2 separate regions of the Homo sapiens genome follow, and region 2 is linked to region 1. Evidence: read pairs that join two places in POLR2A ChIA-PET (ENCODE). Cell type or tissue: PC-3. All regions are shown on one strand. Each heading gives the region's core, and the rest is flanking DNA. Links, peaks and the distances in the headings are about the cores only. Region 1 holds the start of FKSG29 (a long non-coding RNA gene). Region 2 holds the start of LINC01039 (long intergenic non-protein coding RNA 1039).

Region 1 (11,602 bases), core at 3,673-8,672:
AACAGAGGTGAAACTCCTAATTAAAAATGAGACTGGGGATTACTCAAGGTTTCCCCTCTTCTTACATTTCCTCCGTGGAGAGTTCATCCATTTTCATGTCTTCAGTGACCACCTGAGTCTCATTCCCGCACTTGCCTATCTGCGTTCACCGTGGCAGGCGGATGTCCACTTCCCAGCTCATGTCTGGACTCAGCTCTCCTCTGTCCATCAAACCCAGCCAACGCTGAAGGACTACTGATTTTCCCCTGGGAGAGGATCTGCCCGTTTAGGTCCTTGCTGTTGCACTCCGAGATTATGCCAACAACTTCTTGGATGACATGACTGCCAGTAAGATTTCCCCAATCCAATCTGCATGCCACGGTCAGTGAGTGTGCACAAGAAGCCCTTTCACAATGACACTGCCTCAACCAAAAACCCTCGGGCATCCTGTCTGAGTCTGTCCTGTTTTGCAGGTCTGCCCAAACCAGCCCCATCGTAAATTACTTCTCTAAATTACATCCTAAATTACTATGTCGGCTCAAACTGTCCCTGCCACCTAAAGTGCCCTCCCTGGTCCCTTCCATTTGCATAGGGCCCAACTCCTGTTTCCCATCTGTAAGTGGCTTCTTTCTCTGCAACCCAAACCCTCCTGTTCCCCTGCTCTGCTGAACTTCCACAGAACTCAGCCAAGCCGCCAAGTGAACAGAGAATAAAACCCTGAGTCTGGGTTTCCCCAGCTGTAAAATGGAAAGCTGGACTAGATAGCCTTAAGCTAGTTATGAGCTGTCTCTTCCCAATCATTATATTAAAGAACATCTGGAAGGCCAAACAGTTCTCTCTCAAAAAGGAGCCTCAGGCCACCTGCCAGAGCCGCTGCAGGAGGAGCTCCTGGACAGATGCTGGGTTGACACCCCCATGTCACCCGGCTCACACTGCTCATGAATGTCACCTGTACAACCCCCTATCTCCAATAAGATATGAGCTCCTTGGGCAACTGTCCTGTGAGAGCCACAGTTGTGGACAGTGTCCACGTGAGGGAGCAGGTGCAGAGCAGTGAAGGGGGGTGCGGTGGCCTCCCCCATCCTAAACCCACGATCTGCCTGCATCCCCTGTGAACAGGCACTGCACGTGTGCACACACCTCCATTGCTTAGACAGAATGATTTTACCAAATCTCAGTATGGCTAATCTGTGCTCTAATCTTGGGTGGGAGATCGTGACTCACGACTCTGAAAATTCCTGGCCTCTGGCTGCTTTCTCCACAAAACCACGTCTGTCAACCACAGCACTGGGCTGCTGGCTCTGAAACCTTGGGGGTTGCACGAAATCAAGGCTTCTCGAGGGTCTCAGTTTTCCTGAGATGCTCATGGGTACTCCAGTGGTCTGTTCCTCATTAAGAGCTTTTTTCTGGTTTTGAAAACCCATCAGGATGGCTTTTTTTGGGGAGGAAAAACTTCCCAGAATGATTATGAGGATGATTTTTCTAATATACCCCTGGTTTAACATGATACTGCTCCAGAGTACATCTCTAAATTCATTCGTCCTTTCAAAAACTGATTAATAAGTGACAAAAGGAAAACCCAGGAAAAGAATTAGGATTACTGATAACTTTTACATCTTCAAAAAGCCAAGTACATCATCATCATTTGCTTGTTTTCTGAGGTATCATGAGACTGTACCTCGCTCTTTTTTCTCATGAAGACACCAAGGCAGGATGGAAAATAGAAATGATTTTCTCAAGGTCACTTAATGAGTCAGTCTTGGAAAAGGATCACACTTTAGATTGATCCTATCTTTCTGTTCTGAATTTTGTCAAAAAGATCAGTATGATCAACTACAAAAGCACTGGAAACACAGCAGTAGCTTCTGCAAGGAGGTACAGATTGAGATAAACAGCGTAGCTGTAACTTCACTGAAAATAGAGTTCTTGCAAGTAATTTTCATTTAATTTGCAGATTTTTATCAACTAAGCACTAGTAACTTATTCCACATCTGATGCTATATACTTATAAACTCTTGAAAGAAGAAAGTCATAAAAGAACTAGCTTTAACTGATTAGACTGCTTTGTTGACAAGGAAGCATAGCAACTTGAAAAGAATCGTTTTCAAATCAAATTGCACCAAAAAGTGAAAGAGCATAGCCAAAAAGGAAAAGTGCTGAGGAGGGTGCCACGTGCCAGCTTGCTGTCTCTGAGGATGCTCGGGACACATGAGAATTCGCTCCCTTTGGATTCCTGGTGGACTCCTTTGCAACACACGTGCACTGCCCCTACCCCGGACACAGGGGTGGAGACGGAGGTAGAGAGTTTCCGACGGTGCTGCCTCCAGACACAATTTCTTGACTCTTCCTGACTGCACTACACATTTCTCCCAGAAGAGTGACCATCACATTTCACTGTAACTGACGCTTTCTACTCTAAGCTCAGGGAGAGGAGGGATCGTGCTGCCTTGGTCACTGTGGGACTCACCAGAGCCTGGCACTGCGTGTATTCTGCGGAATAGACGGTAATGAAAATGGTAGCACTGGTGAGGCCAAGAGGCAACAGGAAGCTTCCTAAGGAAGCTGGCCTGATGAAGGGGCAGTGACAGAAACTGGTCTGGTGGAGTGGCACTTGCACACATAAAGCTCTACTAGGCAGATCTTGCTATCTAAACCACAGAGGGAAAATCAACCATGCTGCAACATGCGTCAACCTCAGAAACGTGAAGCTCAGCGAAAGAAGCCAGTCATAAAGATCAGCTACATATGCTTCCATTTCTATAAAATGTCCAGAATAAGCAAGTCTACAGAGACAGAAAGTAGATTAAGTGGCTGCCTAGGACAGGGCGGATGGGAATGACTGCTAATGGGGCGCAGTTTCTTTTGGGGTGATGAAAAATGTTCTCAAATTACGGTATTTGTGCAATTAAAAAATACTAAAAACCACCGAACTGTACACTTCGAGGGGGTGAGTTATATGGTATGTGAATTCCATCAGCTGCTAAAAAATACATCAAGGACCAGTAAATACTTTTAAAACACTAAAAAAAGTTATTGAATTCAAAATACTTGATTAATGATAGGAACTCTCATGATTGACAGGGCAGATCTGCCTCCTGGTGCACATCTCAGATGATACCAAATGGCTGTTGCTGGGGGAGGATAAAGAGAGAAACAATTTTCACAGCCACAGAATGTTACCAAGTGAGGATGTGCAGCTAAACTCACTTTAACCAAATGCTGCGAAAGTAACTGAAAGCACGTGTGAGTATCGCTGAGCCACTCTGGGTGTCAGTAGCTTCTTTCCTTGCAGGCAAAACACAGAGGTGATAATCAACCAGTTAACACCGGGCAGCCCAATGAGATGAGGAGGCAGTTAAAAGAAGAGCACCAAGGACTCCTGGGCTTTGCTGCCAAATGTCCCACTTGGCTTGTACCAACAAGCAGGATTCATTCACACTGGGCTTCACCTTAGTTCTGCTTCTAAAATAGATGGAAATTTTACAGAAATGCCTAATGGAAAGTTTTATCCCCAAGTTTGTGTTGTGGTATATAACAGAATTCTCATCATCAGCCAACAGAGAGAGGATTGGCTCCCACAAATAACAGATGACCAGAACTAAGAGAGAATTCACATTTCCAGGTAAAAGGTTACTTTGAAAGCTGCTGGCTATATAACCTTCTACAGCAGGGACTGGCAAATATTTTTCTGTAAAGGGCCAGGTGGTAAACATTTTAGGTTTGGAAGATAAAGAGGCAAGAGATCAAAGATACTATGTAGTTACCTATATAACCATTTAAAATGTAAAACCTGTTCCTAGCTTCAGATTGTACAAAAACAGGTAGTTTGGCCCACAGGCCATCACCTGCTGACTGTTGCTCTAGAGGTTACAAGCTTTTACGAGTAATAACTATCAAGGTTGGCTCCTAAATTAGGACTCTCTCAAACTTCCTGAGAGCCACAAAAACAGATGCCCAATACTATGATAATAACTAATATCTGATAGAGCCTCTGGTACCTAAGGTAATTTTGTATAATTTTTTTTATCCCCAATGACAACAGTATTCTACAGATTGTGTATAGATGTCCCTGTCAACCCAGGATTGAGTCCCTAACTGCCCATTCTTGTTCTTTTCATTATATTACGCTGCTTTCTATTGTGAGCATGGCTCTGAAGAAAAACAACACTGTTTTCTTCCTTTCTACACTCACACACGACTCAACACAATATTCTGACACCAGATGTGCTGGGGGGCTTCATACCCCAAGCAGTGCTCCAGTGGACACCAGCAGGGTGTCCTATAATTTAACTCAATCCCCACACTGTCTCCCAGGAGATAACATCAGAGCCCACAGGTTAAGGGCCCACTCCCACAAGACTGCTCCCCTACTTCAGATGGCAATCGCCAGACCTAACCTGCGGTTCTAACCAACGTGCTATAAATGAGGGTTCCCGTGGTCCACTCCTTGGGTTCAGTTAATTTGCTAGGATGGCTCACAGAACTCAGGGAAACACTGACATCTACCCATTTATTAGAAAGGATATTGCAAGGGATACAGATGAACAGTCAGATGGAAGAGATGCACAGGGCAAGGCATGGGGCATGGCCCCTGCCCCTCTCTGGCACCCCCTGCACCCTGCTCCAGCACACATTCAGCAATCTGGAAGTTCTCTAAACCCTGTCCTTTGGGGGTTTTATGGAAGCTTCATTATGTAGATATAATTGATTATATCACTGGCCATTGGTGATCAACTCAACCCCTCTCCCTAATCACAGAGGTTGGGGGTGGGGCTGAAAGTCTCAACCCTCTAATCACTTATTAGTTCCCCTGGTAACCAGCCCCCATCTGAGGCTATCCAGGAGAGCCTGGACATCAGTCATCCATGTGAAAAGACACTTCTCACTGTGGGCGAAGGATTACCTAGGTGCCGAGGTAAGAAACTGAAGGCACAACTGTTTCAGTATAAAAAAGAAAATAGAGTAAGAGTAGTCATAATACAAATTAGATATAGAGATGATCATGGACATTATCAATCATTATAAACATCATGAATCATTAGCTTTTAATATTACTCTTTGTTGCATTACTAATATAACCTAGGAATAACCGGCGGGCATAGGGTCAGGTGCTGAAGGGACATTGTGAGAAGTGACCTAGAAGGCAAGAGGTGAGCCCTCTGTCACGCCGGCATGAGGGCTCCTTGGTCAAGCGGTAATGCCAGTGTCTGCGAAGACACCCATTACTTAGCAGACCGCGAAAGGGAGTCTCCTTTCATTGGAGGAGTCAGGGAACACTCTGCTCCACCACCTTCTTGTGGGAGGCTGGATATTATCCCAGTCTGCCCGCAGTCATCCGAAGTCCTAAACCCCTCCCTGTGATGCTGTGCTTCAACGGTCACGCTCCTTGTCCACTTTCATGTTCCTCCCGTACTCCTGGTTCCTCTTTGAAGTTCGTAGTAGATAGCAGTAGAAGAAATAGTAAAAGTCTTAAAGTCTTTGATCTTTCTTATAAGTGCATAGAAGAAAACGCTGACGTATGGTGCCTTCTCTCTCTCAGCTTCGGCTACCTAAGAGGGAAGGGCCCCCCTGTCCTGTGATTACGTGACTTGCTTCACCTTGTCAATCACTTAGAAGATTCACCCTCCTTACCCTGACCCCCGGTCTTGTATGCAATAAATATCAGCGCACCCAGCCGTTCAGGGCCACTACTGGTCTCCGCATCTTGATGGCAGTGGTCCCTCGGGCCCAGCTGTTTTCTCTTTATCTCTTTGTCTTGTGTCTTTATTTATTACAATCTCATCTCCGCACATGGGGAGAACACCTGCTAAGCCCTGTAGGGCTGGACCCTATGCTCACTGTGGAGATTCCAAGGGCTTTAGGTGCTGTGTGTCAGGGGCCAGTGGTAGAGAACAGATACATCTTTCTCATCACAGCACACAGAGCTTCTTTGCTACAGCGAGCAAAGGGAGGGAGACATGCACCGTGAAGCTGTGGAGACTCAGGTTGCACAGGCACCATTCGGATGATCATTACTACAGGAGACTCCAGTAATTGATCTGGAGGTCTGAAGACAAGGAGGCTCTGCAAAGCCTGCCCTCGTCCTTCACTGTGATGAGCTAAGCATGCTCTAGCTCATCACCAACAATATCCTGAGCACACAGAATTTTCACTGTCTCCCACCTGGTCTTCTTCCTCTAGTGTCACCTTTTCTTTTCTTTTTCTTTTTGAGCCGTGATTGCACCTTGACCTCCAGGGATCAAGTGATCGTTCCATCTCAGCCTCCTGAGTAGCTGGGACTACAGGCACAGGCCACCACGCCCAGCTGATTTAAAAAATTTTTTTGTAGAGAAGAGGTCTCACTATGTTGCCCAGGCTGGTCTCAAACTCCTAGGCTCATGCTATCCTCCTGCCTTGGCCTCCCAAAGCGCTGGGATTACAGGCATGAGCCACTGTGGCCAGCCTACCGTCATCCCTTCAGACAACGTTCATATTATGACTAAAGTGAGCTTTCTTAAAAATAAATCTAACTTACTCTCCTGTTTAAAAGGCCTCACTGATCCACCACTTCTGGCAGGATGAACACAACAGCAATTCTTAGTTTGGTAGAAGACCCGTCCTGGCCTCTGCTCTCTTCCCAACCATGTCTTTCATTGCCTCTTTCTTATAGGAACCTCAATCTCAGGCGAATGCAATTCCTTGCTGTCCCCACAGCTGTTTTGAGCCCCTGTGCGTTTTTTCATAAGGCCCCCCGTGACTGAAACACCTGCCCCAATGCTGGCCTCAAGATTACCCTCGCTGTATCCCTTAGGGAGAACTGGCCACACCCACTGTTTAGGCTCAGGGTTCTTTTTTCTTCTCTTTGCACAGACTCCTGTAGAAACCTAGTGCCTAGTACAGCCTCATGTCTTCCCCTCGCTGGCTGCAAACTTCTTGAAGGCGCAGGCGGCGTCTTATTTAATCCCTCAGGGCAGTACACTGCATTAGAGCCAAAAGACAAAGAAGTACAACAGCTCCTGTCCTCCAAGAGCTCATATTCTACTGGGGATGAACAAAACACAAACCCATGAAAAGTTATGTAATGGCCCTGGCAGTGTAAAGATGATCACAGCTGCAAGTAGCAAAATGACTCTGAGATGCCACCTGCTTTGGAGAAGGCAGCTCTGCTGGGAGACAAGAGTGAGTCAGCGGGCAAGGAACTACTGAGAGCAGCTTATGTGTGTCCAGCATAGTGTCCCGAGTTTACAAAAGAATGGGACAGCTGTGGATGTGGAGGGAGATAAGAAGTGGGCACCACAGGCTGCAGCTAATACTCTGCAGCCCACTCCATCTTCACTGCCACAGGCCCATGAGACAAGCCTCCAAAGGCCTCTGGATAGTCAGTGCTGGCGGGAAATGTCCAGAAAGATCTGTAGGAGGTCAAAGCACACTAGATGACGTTATCACATGCCTGTGCTTAATGATGAGCATGGGACCACTGTACCCTGCCCCTGTCAGCACCTAGGTCTCATGTCTCAGTTGAAGTGAGATCTATAGAGCCATCACCCTGGTCACTGTTCATCAGAGCTGTGGAATGGGAATATGCCACACAGTGGACTAAAAATGCTTCAGGAGCATAAGATCATATTGACTTTCTCACAGAGTGAAAGTAACTTGAACGGGGACCAGCGTGACCACAGTGATGTCCCAGAATGAGGGCAGCCAGTCAGAACAGAGTGATATTGACCTTCCCCCACTTCCAGCTCATGCAGCGCTTCTCATCCCCATCTCTCCACCGAAGCCCCTTTCAAAAGTGAACTCATTCTGCTGAATCCAGTGGTGGTCTTCCAGTATCATCTTCACTTGCCTTTTTTTTCCTGGGGGGGGGGGGGGGCGCCCGGGGATAGTAACGTCTGAATCTGTTCCTGAAACACCTACTCTTCCTGAAACATTCTACTCCGCAGGCTCCCTGGCCACTGAACTGGTTTTCTCCTTGGTCCCTGGGGGTTCTTTTTTTTCCCTCTTTGCACTCTCTAGACATGGGTCTTGCTTTCTACTGTTCTCTCAAGAGTATCCGTAGATCTTTTTTTTTCTTTAAATAGAGATGGGGGTCTCACCATGTGGCCCAAGCTGGTCTCAAACTCCTGGGCTCAAGCAATCTGCCCGCCTGGGCTTCCCAAAGTGCTGGGATTACAGGCGTGAACCACTGCACTCAACCTCTGTAGATGTTTCCAGCCCTGATTATTCATCTGTGTTCAGCTTGCTTAAAGTCTTTCTGTATCTATTTATTATGCTCATATTTGCTCATTAATTCCCACAGTTCCTAACATCTGCCAGGCATTATTCACACACTGGAGATATACAGAAAACAAGTCTGCTCCATCCGGAGACACACTGGTGGAGAAAGGGCAGTAAATCACCAGTGAACATCGGGTTTGCGGTGCCACGAGAGACAGGCAGTGTCTACAGGGGCAGAGAGAGCCCTGGGAGCCCCCCAGGAAGCTGGGGAAGGCCTCCCTGAGGAGGCGATATTTGTCAGGAATGCCGAGTAAATAGCAGCTAGACAAGTGAAAATGATGTGTATGTGGGAGGGGTGGGGTGAAGGGGTTGGTACAGGGAAGTTCATTCTGGGCAGAGAGGAAAGGGAAGATGTAAAGGTGAGACTGCGTGAAACAATATGAGCAGCAGTTAACTGTGAGTAACCCGGTGAGGCATGGCTGGCCTAAGGGCTTGCACACGGCAGCAGAAAGGAGATGCGGCCACATAGCAGGCAGGAGCCTTGTGTTGGAACCACCCTGAAAGCTATGGAGAGGCCCTGAAGGATGATAGCTGGAGTGAAACAAGCAGATTTCTGTTTTCACAGAGATCACTGGTGGAGGCTGTGGGGCAGGCTCAGGAGGGAGGCAGTCGGTGATGGAGATGGGAGGGAAGAAATCCAGGCAAATGGCGCCGGTGGCCTGAACTACAGCACTGGAGATGAATGACGGACTTACATCAAGGAGGGAGACTCTTTGGGGCTGAACTGGTGGGGAAGGCAGGAAGGACATGGATGTATAAGTGGGAAATGTCTGGGGTGAAACCCTAGGTTTGGACTTTCGGGTAAACAATGGGTGCTTTTCATCAGGTAGGGAGTGAGAAAGGGAAACAAATTTAGCAAAGAAACAGTACATGTCGGCTGTGTGCGGTGGCTCACGCCTGTAATCCCAGCACTTTGGGAGGCCAAGGCAAGTGGATCATGAGGTCAGGGGTTCAAGACCAGCCTGGCCAACATGGTGAAACCCCGTCTTTACTAAAAATACAAAAATTAGCCGGATGTGGTGGTGAGCGCCTGTAATCCCAGCTACTCGGGAGGCTGAGGCAGGAGAATTGCTTGAAGCCAGGAGACAGAGGTTGCAGTGAGCCAAGATCACGCCACTGCACTCCAGCCTGGGCAACAGAGCAAGACTCTGTCTCAAAAAAAAAAAAAAAAAAAGAAAGAAAAAAAGAAACAGTACCTGTCAAGAGCTGATGGGACAGTGAAGTGGAGATGTACTATAGGCAGTAGGATATTTCGGTCTGGAGCCCCAGGAGAGAGGGAGGTCCAGTCTCTAGATCTTGAGGGACTCATGGGAGCCATGAGCTCAATAAAGTGGTGAGGACAGGGGCTGGGTGGGTCCCCTTGGGTGTCTAACGTGAAAAGCTCAGTAGGCAGAGAACTGAGTCTTGGGAAACAACCTATTTAGGGAGTGAACAGAGGAAGGAGAGCTCGATCCAGAGTACAGCATCAGCCCAGCCAAGGCACTCCTCTGAGAGCCGGGCTTTAGAAACCTCCTTCTATTTGTCTCCTCCTCTGTGGTTTCTCCTTTCCCCCGTCCATCTTACACTGTGCAATAAAATGACATTTTTCTGAGATAACTGTCCTATCTTTGTTACTGAATAAACAATTTTTCACAGCCAATGTCCAAGCCGAAATCTATTGTCAGGCTTAAACTACCTCCCTCCATTATCAGTTACTATATCATTTCCCATTTCTCACTACATATCTGCCCACATGTCAATCACAGGGCTCCTGGAGGTCTCTCCTTTTTAAGGTCTCATTAGCACCTCCATGCCTCACTCTTGCTGGTCCTCTCCTCTGGAATGATGTGCCTTACCCTCTCCACCCATCCAAATTCCACCCGTCCTTCTACTTCCTGAAATCTTTTTTGGCAGCATCAGTCCACACCAGTGGCTCTCTCCTCAGATTTTCACTGCATGGGTGCTTCAGTAAATATTTCCTTGTTTCTTGGATGCTCATCTATTTCAACTACAACTGCCTGAGCTCCCTGAAGTTGGCCACAAACTCACGGAGGGAAAGGACATGTTCTTCATTTATTTTGTGCCCACAGCGAAGCCACCAGTATTGGTCAGAGAGCTTCCCAAGCAGTCTAACTGTCTAACTGTGCCCCCAGAGCCACACGAGGAGCACGTGGCAGGGGGTGGCAGCGAGCACCTGCCAGATGGCAGGATGAACTCTGGCATAAGCAGGCAAGAGAAATCTAAAGAAATACAACACTGAATCAAGACTTGAGTGTTATTTTGGAATACCTGAAATGAAAAACTGCAGACAGATCATGTGTAACATACAGCAGTTAGTAACTGAAAAAAAATGACTTTCTGACTAAATAAACTCAGATTCTATGAAAAGCATCTAAAAATCAAGTTTTTAAATAAATAACAGTTGTATTTTAAATGAAATACACAGCATGAGATTGCCTACAATAAAAGATACAGGAGCAAACAACAAAAACATGTATTTGAAACATAAAGAAGAAGATGGAAGCAAAAGTTCTAACTTAACCCTAATTAAACCTGAAGCCTGGCACTGAGTTTCCTGCCAGCCAAAGTGAAAAGGGGGAAAACAAATCACCAAGGAGCTCTCATATTGGGAGGTATATGAGTTAGGGATCAGAAACAGAGACCTCAGAGTCAGACACAGCTGGGTCTCACTCCCAGATCCCCATCAACAGCTGCATGCCCCTGGACAAGCAAGCACTCCCCTGAGCCTCCGGGGTCATGAGGGAATACCTGCATCTCTCTAGGCGTACACCGGGCATAAATGAGATAACATATACTGAGTACTTACTATAGGACTGGCAAAATAAATGGTGGTGGTCTTCTTACTGATAAAGAGTGAAACATGCTAATTCTGCAAGAGAGACAGGACCTAAGCTCCATAAGAAAAAGGACTGGGGGCTATCTTTTTTACACCTGTGTCCTCAATGTCCAGCTCTAGGCCTACCATATAATAAGCACTAAGTACTTATTTGTTGAAAAGTAAATGAAAATAAACTTTTCTCCTGGTATTACATTCCAATACAACTGCACCCTGTACGGTACTCGTGCATGCACACAAATACGGCAGATAATTTCCAGTGGTGGTTTAACAAAAGAGTTCTCTACGTGGTGATTTATCATACTTATGTGAAGAAAACTGAGACACAGCTGAGTGAAGAAGTTCAGCAGGAGGCTAAGTGCTCAGGTTTGGGTGTACCCATGTGCGGACCCTAGAAGAGAACTTAGGAAGCTTAGGAAAAAATCAAGAGTCTGGTCTGTGCTGCCCAGCAGACCACTCAACGTAAAAGCCCAGCAAGAGCCCAGGGGCTGGTGTCCTGCTCTGGACTTCAGATCTGTTAGTGAGACCATC
Region 2 (11,602 bases), core at 2,128-7,127, 230 kb before region 1:
CCCATGACCCAGCCGTCCCGGGGTGTAACGCTGAGAAACGAATAGCCAGGTCTGCAGCAGAATGTGTACAGGGATGTGCATCCTGGCCGTTTGTGGTAGCTGGGCCCTTAGAGTCAGCCTCGTAAGGTGAAGTGGAGGAGAGGAGAAATAAACTGTCACTGGTGCTTCCTTGGGGAGGGCTAAGGCAATGAACAAGAGGCACATACAGCCACATGGCTAGATATTAAAAACATACTGCGGATGAGAAAAGACAGACACAGAATGAGACCCAGAGCCCAACACTGTGTATATGTAAATGTGTGTATGCTACATACACAAAACAATGCTAGGTCTTTTTCGGAATTCTGTACATGTCCAAGTGCATACACCGAACACATTACAGGAGATGGGGTAGTAGAGTAGAAGTGGGAGGGGGTTTTGGAAACTAAGAAACAATTAAAATAAGAGAAGGGCCTTCCACATACAGACGATAAGAGTGGAACGAACTTAATTCTGTGAATCCGAGGTCCAAACATTTGGCTGTGAACTAGAGGATCTTCAGAAAAAGCAGCAGCTTCCAGTCTGTAATAAGACTTGGGTGGGCCGGGCGCAGTGGCTCACGCCTGTAATCCCAGCACTTTGGGAGGCCAAGGTGGGCGGATCACCTGAGGTCAGGAGTTCAAGACCAGCCTGACCAACATGGAGAAATCCTGTCTCTACTAAAAATACAAAAAAAAAAAAAAGAAAAAAAAGAAATTTAGCCAGGCATGGTGGTCAGGAGTTCGAGACCAGCCTGACCAACTTGGAGAAACCCCGTCTCTGCTAAAAATAAAATAAAAAATAAAATAAAAAAATTAGCCAGGCATGGTGGTCAGGAGTTTGAGACCAGCCTGACCAACATGGAGAAACCCCGTCTCTACTAAAAATACAAAAAAAAAAATTAGCCAGGCATGGTGGCGCATGTCTGTAATCCCAGCTACTCGGGAGGCTGAGGCGGGAGAATTGCTTGAACCTGGGAGGCGGAGGTTGCGGTGAGCCGAGATCACACCATTGCACTCCAGCCTGGGCAACAAGAGCAAAACTCCGTCTCAAAAAAAAAAAAAAAAAAGGCTTGGGTGAACAGACAGGGCTAGAGATGAAGAGTTGAGAGTTCTCCGTAGAGTGTTGTCAGTGGAACTCTGCCATGCGTGCGCTTTTTCTTTTTTTTTTTTAATCTGCAAATCTTCTAGTTTATAAAAGAACAAATGACAGTTAGTGTGACAGCAGCTGACTGGGAATTAAGAAAACCTGACTTGAAATCAAGTATAATTGTCCCAGGGAATGGAGGAGCTAAGACTAAACCCGCATTCCTGAGGAGGTTGTTGGGCCAGACTAAATTTTTATCCTGGCTTGCCTAACTTCCTCCCCTGACCAAAGCCAGTCTGAATTTGGCATTGACTTTGGAAGTAGCAAATTTAGAAGTTTCAGTAGATCAGGGCAGGAAAGTGACCTAATTTATGTACAAATAAAAATAGGAATAATGAAGCAAAAATATAGGCTGTGTGGGGAGGTTGTCATATATCTGAAAATTAAAACATGTGATTCAAAATGTGGGAGATTTCTCAAAGAACTGAAAACACAACTACCATTCGATGCAGCAATCCCGTTACTGGGTATGTACCCAAAGGAAAACAAATCATTCTACCAAAAAAACATGCACTCATATGTACATCGCAGCACCAGTCACAACAGCAAGGACGTGAAACCAACCTAGGTGCCCATCAAGGCAGGTGGATTGCCTGAGCTCGGGAGACCAACCTGGGCAACACGGTGAAACCCCGTCTATATTAAAATACAAAAGAAATTAGCTGGGTGTGGTGACATGTGCCTGTAATGCCAGCTACTTGGGAGGATGAGGCAGGAGAATTGCTTGAACCCGGGAGGCAGAGGTTGCAGTGCGCCGAGATAGCATCACTGCACTCGAGCCTGGGTGACAGAGCAAGACTCCGTCTCAAAAAAAAAATATATATATATATGTGTATATATATATATGTATGTATATATACACACATACATATATATATATGAAATCATGTCCTTTCCAGCAACATGGAGGCTTTGGGCTACAAATGATCCCATTACCCAGGTAAAGAGCATAGTAACAAACAGGTAGTTTTTCAGCCCTTGGTCTCCTCCCTCTCTCCCCACTCTAGTAGTTCCCGGGGTCTGTTGTTTCTATCTTTGTGTCCATGTGTATCCAATGTTTAGCTCCCACTTATGGGTGAGAGCATGTGGTGTTTGGTTTTCTGTTCCTGCATTAATTGGCTTAAGATAATGGCCTCCATGCATGCACTTTCACAGGTCATGTATCTAGTTGGACTGGCTCTTCCACTGTGGAGTGTCCCATTTGAACCAGTTACTGATGTATGGCCTCCAAGCTCCAGATCAACCCTTCCTGGCCCTGCTGGTGACATCAGAGATGGACTCTGTAAATGTTCCTCCCTTGCCACCTGCCACGATGTTACGTTTTGTCAGTAGCCAGCCACTGAGGGACATTGCAAGTGGCAGAGGCTTTCTTCCTGGTCCCAGTGTTTTTCCTCTTGCTCCTGCAATACTGCAGCTGGTGGGGCCAGTGGGAGACCCAGAGATGTGAACCCTCCTGGAAGGTTCACTGTCACCCCAACAGGAGGCTTCCTGGAAAGTTTCCCCAGCACCCAGCAGGTGGTTTTCTGCTTGCCAGCCATGGTCTGCAGCACCTCAGCAAACTCTTATCCCATCCAGTGGCCACATCTTTCATCAACGATGTGCATCTCAGCCTTGGAGGGGAGGCTTCGTCCAAGCTTGTCTTCCTTGAATATTTTGCCTCGGCCCTAGAGGTAGTGTTTTTTCTCTACATCTGCTATTCCTATAATCTGTCTTGTTTTGTTTTCTAATTGAAGTCCCTTACTGGTCCTGCTTCTACGAGTGGCGGTGACCAGGTGAAAAGGGAGAGGAATCAGCCGGCCCAGGGAGGGTCACCTCTACCACATTCCACTCACACACAGAATGGAACACACAAGCACAGAGTCAACAGTTATTGTGATTAGAAGTTGGTAGCATGGGGTGGCCAGGTGCAGTGGCTCATGCCTGTAATCCCAGTACTTTAGGAGGCTGAGGTGGGTGGATCACCTGAGGCCGAGATAAGCCTGACCAACATGGAGAAACCCCGTCTCTACTAAAAATACGAAATTAGTGGGGCATGGTGGCGAATGCCTGTAATCTCAGCTACTCGGGAGGCTGAGGCGGGAGAATCACTTGAACCGGGAGGCAGAGGTTGCAGTGAGCCAAGATCACGCCATTGCACTCCAGCCCGGGCAACAAGAGCAAAACTTTGTCTCAAAAAAAAAAAAAAAAAATGGGTGTTGTTAAAAAAAAATGTAGGCTAGGCTGGGTGCAGTGACTCATGCTTGTAATCCCAGAACTTTGGGAGGCTGAGGCGAGTGGATCATTTGAGGTCAGGAGCTCAAGGCCAGCCTGGTCAACATGGTGGAACCCCATCTCTACCAAAAATACAAAAAAATTAGTCGGGCAGTTGTGGTGGATGCCTGTAATCCCAGCTACTAGGGAGGCTGAGGCAGGACAATCACTTGAGCCTGGGAGGCGGAGGTTGTGGTGAGCCGAGATCATGCCGCTGCACTCCAGTCTGGGCGACAGAGTGAGACCCTGTCTCAAAAAACAAACAAACAAACAAACAAAAAACAAAATACAGGCTCCTCCCAAACTAGGGTGCGTGAGGGGAACTTTGTCTGTTTCAATCCAAGAGGAATTAGAAGGTCAAAAGTGGCCTGGGAAAGCCAGAACCATCAGGGATGGAGGGAGGAGGAAGGCCTGGGGGTGAGGGCTGCTTGGTAACTGGGGTGAGGGGATTATCTTCCCCTTGCTGGGATCCCCCAAACCCCTCTGGTCTTGGAGGAAGGGGACAGACAACTCTCTGCAGATAGGTCAGGAGCTGCCAGATGTTCCAGGCAGGGGGCTGGAGGGGGTTCACAAAGGCATGCCCTCCAGGAGATGATGGCGCTGCCTCCAAGCTTCTCTGCCAGGATGCTATGGCCCTTGACCTCCTTGTGATTCATGCTTGATCTCCATCAGCTTCCCCTTGATGACATCCTTGGAGCTGGCATAGGTCACTTAGCTCTTAGAGGGTACAGACTCAGGGTCCCAGAAGATAAACTCCAGATCTTCCTTCTTGCTGTTCTTGGTCTCAGGCTGTGTCATAGAGGGTGGAGGAGCAGTCCTTGTCTGGCAGCATCTTGACTAAGGTGGCATAGGGCCATCAACAGTCTGGCCTGCACCACCTACGAGGATCTCCTTGCCCCTTCCAGGGTGACATTCTTCTTGGCCTCATTATGTCAGAAGAGCACTACCTTCTTGCACTGTTTCACCTCCTCTGATGTCACCAACTCGTGTGCCTTCATGTCATTAGACATCTTGATGTTGCCATCAGAGATAGCCACACTGGCCATGTTTCTGGAAGTGAAAGGAAGATGTCAAAGAGGGCCAGAGAAGATAAGAGCTGTTGCAGCTGCTGCTGGAATCCTCTATTTTGGGGTGTGTGTGTGTGTGTGTGTGTTTAAGACAAGGTCTTGCTCTGTCACCCAGGCTGGAGTGCAGTAGCACAATCACAGCTCACTGCAGCTTTAAGTTCCCAGGCTCAAGCGATGCTCCCACCTTACCCTCCTGAGTAGCTGGGACTACGGGCGTGCACCACCATGACTGCCTAAATTTTTAATTTTTTGTAGAGACAGTGTCTCCCTATGTTTCCCAGATTGGTCTCAAACTCCTGGGCTCAAGCGATCTGTCCACCCCGGCCTCCCAAATTGGTGGGATTACAGGCATGAGCCACCATGCCTGATCTATTGCTGTATTTGTTAGGGTTCTCTTTACTCCTTTTACACACACACACCGAAACAGGATTCCAGCAGCAGGTGCAACAGCTCTTATCTTCTCTGGCCCTCTTCAACATCTCCCTTTCACTTCCAGAAACATGGCCTTCAGTGTGGCTATCTCTGATGGCGACATCAAGGTGTCCAATGACATGAAGGCACACTAGTTGGTGATGGTTAATTTTATGTGTCAACTTAACCGAGCCACAGGATGTCCAGATATTTTATCACATATTTTTCCGGTGTGTCTGTGGGGGCGTTTCTGGAGGAGATGCACCTTTGAATTGGTGGACTGAGCAAAGCAGACCACACTTCCCAATGTGGATGGGCCTCACCCAATCCATTGGAGCCCCGGATAGAACAAAAAGGTTGACCCTGGCCCAAGTAAGTGGGAATTCTTCCTGCCTTTGGACTCAGACTGAAACATTGGCTCTTCCTGGTTCTTGAGACTGCCAGCCTTTGGACTGGCACTACACCATCACCCTTCCTGGGCCACCAGATTGGGACTTGCCAGTCTCCATACTCTCGTGAGCCAATTCCTTATAATAAATCTCTTTCTGTATCTACATATAACACTAGTATTGTAATATGTGTCTATATGTTATATATCTATATATACAGATACCGCTTAATAGATACATAGATGATATATATAATGGATAGATATATCCTATTGGTTCTGTTTCTCTGGATAACCCGAATATGGTAGTTAATTCCCTTTTTACTAATTTAAGAACTCTTTACATTAAATGCTCCCTGTTCGCATTACTGGTGTGCTTTCTGTCTCCTGACTGGGCCCTGGCTGCTACACCATCCTTACAGTAAAACAACAAACAACAACACAAAACAAACCTTTCCTGTCTTTCTTACCCTTCACAGCTGACATTCACTCTCCTTTGCCTCATCTTCTCAATTCATCACAATCTGACTCTCCCAATTGAAATAGACATTTCATTGATAAATTCCTAATTGCCCAAAGAGGCACCTGACAGGACTTTCCTCTCTTAATCACCTCCTTCTGAAAACATTCTTCTCCCTGATTTCCTCATTGTGTTTCAGACCATTTCTTTTGAGGCCAATATGGTTCATATACAGTAGGAAGAGTAAAAAGCTATTAGAGATTAGACAAAGCTATTGAAGTTGGACAAAGCTATTGAAATCCCAGCTCTGCCCTTTACAAGTGATATGACCTTGATCTCTGTGAGCTTGGTCGGCCTTCTCATTTGCAAATTTGGGATAACAACAATAGGTAGCTTGCAGTGTTGTTTGAAGAACAAATAGGCTGGGTGTGGTAGCTCATGCCTGTGATCCCAGCACTTTGGGAGGCCAAGCCGGAAGGATTGCTTGATACCAGGGGTTTGAGACCAGCCTGGACAACATAGCAAGACCCCATCTCTACAAAAAATAGAAAACCTTAGCTGGGTGTGGTGGTACAGCCTGTAGTTCCAGCTACTCGGGAACTGAGGTGGGAGGATCACTCGAGCCCAGGAGGTCGAGGCTGCAGTGAGCATTCATTGCACCACTGCACTCCAGCTTGGGTGAGAGTGAGACCCTGTCTCAAACATAAATAAATAAATAAATAAATAAATAAATAAATAAATAATTAATTTATGTAAAGCACCAAGACATACAGCCTGGCACATCGTAGGTGCTCAATAAAGGTTAGTTGCTCTATTCTCCTAATGACCTTCATCTACCCCGTGGGTTAAGCTGGTGATACTAGGGGCTCCACTTTTCCACTGTCTCAACTCACTTTCTCTGAGCAATGTTACCACACTTGAGGCATTATGTACCACCACTTATTCAAAGTTGTAACTTCTTTCCAGACCTCTCTTCTCACCCAGATTGGGGGCCGATGTTGCCTGAGCCCCTATCACACCCAGAAACCCCTGTGAACCACACAACTGTCAGGAGCCTCTTGCCTGTGTCTTCAAGGGTCTTGGCCACAGCTGATTGGACCAGGGGCTGGTGCTGATCTTAGACTGGTCACGGTGCAAAGTCCCCACCCAAACGCGAGAGCTCTGTACGGACACAGGATGTAGAAAGACCCAATTAGAGCCTCTCTGTGTGCTCTTTGAATGTGAGATGGAGAGGAGGAACTTGGTATTGGCAGCCAGAACTGAAAGAAAAAAAGAAAATCCAGGACATAGCTTCCTCGTGGCAACCAAACCTAGGGGTAAGCAGCAACATTGAGGAGAAGCAGAAATAGTCACATTAGAAGCTGAGACACGCATGTGCAGGGGTTCCTAGAGCCAGTGGCAAAGGATGCCTGATACTGTGCCGGAGCTGCTGGGAGTCACTGCTCGTCATGGAGGGCACCCTGAGGCCCCATGGAGCCAAGGCGTTGGGACAATTTCCTGTCTCTTACTTTTCATTGCTTCGTTTCCCTCTTTCACAGAAATACATATATATTCACTCCCCCACCCCCAATTGTAATTAAAAGATGCTCATAGCCGTCATTTCGCTACAATACATGCTGTCATCTGAAAAAGCTTTCTTTGCTCCTTGGAGCTTAACCAACACAACTTCAGAGCTGCAGACCCACCTAGACATCCACCATAGTGACTATAAGATATCCTTTTCTAGAGTCTGCTGAATGAATACATGGATGAATGAATGAATGAATGCATGTATACACACATACAAACAGGGGGATAAAGGAGGAATGAGCCAGACGGGACATAATGAAAAAGCAGGGAAGAATTAAGACAGTGCAGAGCCGCGGGCAGCAGTGATTGAAGCTTTGATGCTCAAGCATCCGTGGGCTCCTCGTTTCTGTAGTGCAGAGTAAACACAGAAGTAAAACAGGGTGTGAGTGGGCATCAGAATCACCCCATGGCTTCTCAAAACCCAGATTGTTGTCCCCACCTACAGAGCGAATTCAGGTCTGGGGAGGGCCTGAGACTTTGAGTTTCTAACCAGTTCTCAGGTGATGCCTGGGGACCCACAGAGTCAGCAGAATTCCGAGAAGTGAACGTCTACAAAAGCCAAAGAGCTCAGAGGTGCGGCAGAGGTTCCCTCAGAGGTTGAGGGAACTTCTGTGTTGTTGGTCCAGATAGTGATTTGCAGAGGACAGCAGATTTTGCAGCTTCCTGCCCCCTGAAAAAATACAAAATAAGGATTCCTGTCTCATTGTTAAATTTTGCAGGCAGGGAGGGCGAGTTGTCTTCATTCAAGCTCTTGTCACACTGTCCCCAGAACCTGGCCCCGACTAGGAGAACGGCCTGCCTTGGTTAAGGGGTCATTCAGCATTCAGTGTTGTCTCACTCAGAATCCTGCACTTCCAGCTAAAATCCAGCTCAGGTCAAAGGCACTCAGTGCAGTAAAGGCATCTGTGCTCAGAATCCAAATATCAATAGAACAGAAACTAAAAATAATCAAAACCACTGAAAGGAGGTTAAGAGTCCTGTCCTGAAAACAGCTATTATTTGCCCATCCTCTAGGTTACGGTCAAATTAGGACTCAGGAAGCGAAGGCTCTAGAGCTCCCTCAGATGGTTATTTTTATTTCAATTCCATCCCCATGTCAGAGTGTATTTCATTACTTACTAGACTTGGGACATTATTGGTTGCCTGCTGTATGAGTTTCCGAGGGCTGCTGTACAAAATACTGGCACCGTATGGCTTAACAACAGATTGATTCACTCACAGTTCTGGGGTCAAGGTCCTGAGATCAAGGGCCATGCTCCCTGTGAAATCAGCAGGGAAAGATCCTTCTCTCTTCTTCCAGCCTCTCTTGGTTTGCTGGCAATCCTTGGCCTGCTTCGGCTTGCAGCTGCATGGCTCTGATCTCTGTCTTAGCTGTTATATGGCATTCTCCTATTTTTATAGGGACACCAGTCATCTTGAATTAGGAATCTGTTCCACTCCAGTATGACCTCATCTTAGCTAATTACAGCTACAAAGACCCTATTTCCAAATGATGTCATGTTCAGAGGTACTGGGAGGTTAGGACTTCAACATATCTTTTTTTGGAGGGGACACAATTAACATCGACCCTAGACCTTTACCTTTTTCTCTAGTAAATCCCAGATTTTTCCAAAAGCATACTAACTGATAGGCCTACAGATAAAAATACCCAAGCAGAGACCGGGACGACCCTGCCAATGTGGTAATGGCTCGTCCCAACAAGTTATTCCTTGTGCATAATAGTTCTTGGGCTCAGCCACAGAATGTGCTCTTTCTATGTATTTACAAGATTACAAGATCTTGCTCTGTCACCCAGGCTGGAGTGCAGTGATGCAATCATAGCTCACTGCAGCCTCTAACTCCTGGGCTCAAGCAATCTTCTTACCCCAGGTTTCAGAGCAGCTGGGACTACAGGTGCGCACCACCATGTCCAGCTAATTATTTTATTTTTTGTAGAGACAGGGTCTTGCTATATTGCCCAGACTGGTCTCAAACTCTCAGCCTCAAGTGATCCTCCCACCTTAGCCTCTCAAAGTGCTGGGATTACAGGCATGAGTGACTGTGCCCAGCCTCTATTATTTCTTATAACTGCATATAAACCTAAAATTGTCTGTTAAAAAAAGAAAAAAGAAAAAAAGAAAAAGAAATGACTTGCTGGGGTTGGGTTGGTAGGGAGGAGAGCTGGGTCCTGGTCTCCTTTAGAGTAATGTGCTTTGATTATGTAACAATTGTGGAGTTCTGGGTCCTTCTGCACCTGGATCTTTCTCTGGGGAATGGGAAGGCGAGAAAGATAAGGCAGGGAGAAAGTGGGGATGTTGCATTTACTCCCCAGACCACCCTATGTTTCTATGTGTACAGGACAACGAGCTGGGCCATCCTTCCCTAGGAGAATAACTGGTCACCTGAGCCCAGCAGCAACACCTCAGAACCTTCCAGAAAGCCCAAGAAATTACAAAGTCATGCTGCCAGTGGGCCCACAGGTCAGCACCGTGTTGCCAGCAGGATGTCCTCTCCTCAGCCACACAGAGACTTGGATCTGCTGCTTCTGAACACAGGCTCCCACCCAGGGGAGATGTCTGTAGGTCTTCCTTCAGCCATGTTCCCCCAGGGAGGCTTGGCCTGGCTCAGACTCTCCTTGCGCTCCAGCCCCCGAGGAGTTTCTAAAACCTGCCTTTGCCAAGGGGCCCATCAAATTCTGTTTAGAGGCAGGAGGGTTTGTGTGCCAGCAGGACGGTTGCTATATTGCCCAGGCTGGTCTCAAACCGCCCACAGAGAGTTCTGGAATGTCCCCCATGGCATCCCATCCACTGGGAACCTTTGCCCTTAGGGGCTTCTGGGGCATTCACAGACAATAGTACTGTTGGCTTCCTGTTCCACCCAGTGCAGACCAGAAAACAAGTCATAGGAACTGAGGGCCTTGCCTTGAGCTCTGCCCGCTTCAATCAAGAGGCCACTTGGCTTTTTCAGCTGGGCGCGGTGGCTCACGCCTGTAATTTTAGCACTTTGGGAGGCCGAGGCAGGCGGATCACCTGAGGTCAGGAGATCAAGACCAGCCTGGCCAAGATGATGAAACCCCGTCTCTACTAAAAATACAAAAAAAATTAGCCGGGTGTGGTGATGGGTGCCTGTAATCCCAGCTAACTCAGGCAGCTGAGGCAGGAGAATCGCTTGAACCCGGGAGGCAGAGGTTGCAGTGAGCGGAGATCAGGCCACTCCACTCCAGCCTGGGCAACAGAGCGAGAGTCCGAAGAAAAAAAAAGAGGCCACTTGGCTTTTTCAGAGAGCAAGAGGCACGATGGCAGGGAGTCAGGCAGATGACTTCATAAAGGAGACCAGTTCACTGCCCTCCGTTGGCCTCCCCACACTTTGTCTTAGGTCACCCTTCAACTGCTGCGTCCTCTCCTGTGTTTGATTGGTGTTTTCAAACGCTCAGCAGCAAACCAGTGGAGGTGGGCTTCTCAACCAGCAGCTCCCAGTCTATGAGGTCAACCTCCAAACTGATTTCCACAGTAAAACCATCCTTTCCTCTGATTGGAAGGGATTTAGGCTCCCCCTCCCCCAATCAGCAACTTGCACCCTCAAAATGAACTACTCCTGCTGAGCTGCCTGGGAGCAAGATTAGGGGGAGACACTCTCCTCTCTGCCAGTGAGTCACGCCCTCTAACAATTTCTGTCCTGCCCATATGGTCCCATTATGATTGGGGAAAATAAAGAAAAATATGTTACTCTTTATAATGTATAGAAAATCTAAATATTATAGCAAATCTGGTAAAATCAACATAAATATTGCCAATGCCAAACCACTGTGTCTGTGTGACTAGAAAATGATGAAGGTCACAGGTAGTCCAGGCTTATTGTAAGTGGCATCTCTACCCAATTCCCTTTCCACCGCTTGTTCCTTGCCCACAGAACTTCACATATATTTATTCACATGTCACTATAGCAACCTAAAGATGAAATATCTGAATGTAAATGTAAGAAGGGATAAAAGCAGATTTCACAGATTCTTCAGCGCTTTGAAAATAGGCTGCATCTCCTTCCGTTTCTATGTGACCGTAATAACCTGGACCAGGATTGCCCAGGAAAACAGGGCGAGGCAACCCCTGGGCGCTGGGGTGCCAGGTTGGGCCCCTCCCCAGAGCAGCCTCCACCAATGCCGCCCTTGAGCCAGCATGAGGAGGCGCCTTTGCCTCCCGGGGCCATCCTGGGGACACAGGAGGATGTTGTAGGGGCATTGCTGGAACCTGGAGCCTGCATGGGATGCACCTGAGGCGCGGATGCGCTCGGCCCCGCCCTACCTGAGCACAGGTTGGG

Evidence for each region. Peaks named below come from ENCODE experiments on the same cell type or tissue, not always from the same donor. Only the 100,000 strongest peaks of a DNase experiment are listed, where the experiment ranks them.
Region 2: POLR2A ChIA-PET joins it to region 1 with 11 read pairs; 2 of 35 experiments call an interaction of 5 or more read pairs at or near these places.

The regions. Positions count from the first base shown.
Region 1 is chr13:99,343,549-99,355,150 of GRCh38, reverse strand. The region is part of intron 7 of UBAC2 (UBA domain containing 2); the gene reads right to left. FKSG29 (a long non-coding RNA gene) reads right to left here and starts at 3,731. Exons shown (of 1, transcript NR_024013.1): 1 at 3,124-3,731. RefSeq lists enhancers at 3,267-3,356, 11,576-11,602. In PC-3, for the core only: no CTCF peak of the experiment used is centred there; no DNase peak of the experiment used is centred there.
Region 2 is chr13:99,575,566-99,587,167 of GRCh38, reverse strand. It overlaps LINC01039 (long intergenic non-protein coding RNA 1039), which reads right to left and starts at 10,056. Exons shown (of 4, transcript NR_126390.1): 1 at 9,777-10,056; 2 at 8,529-8,698; 3 at 6,803-6,999; 4 at 1,173-4,464. It also overlaps the pseudogene CFL1P8. In PC-3, for the core only: no CTCF peak of the experiment used is centred there; no DNase peak of the experiment used is centred there.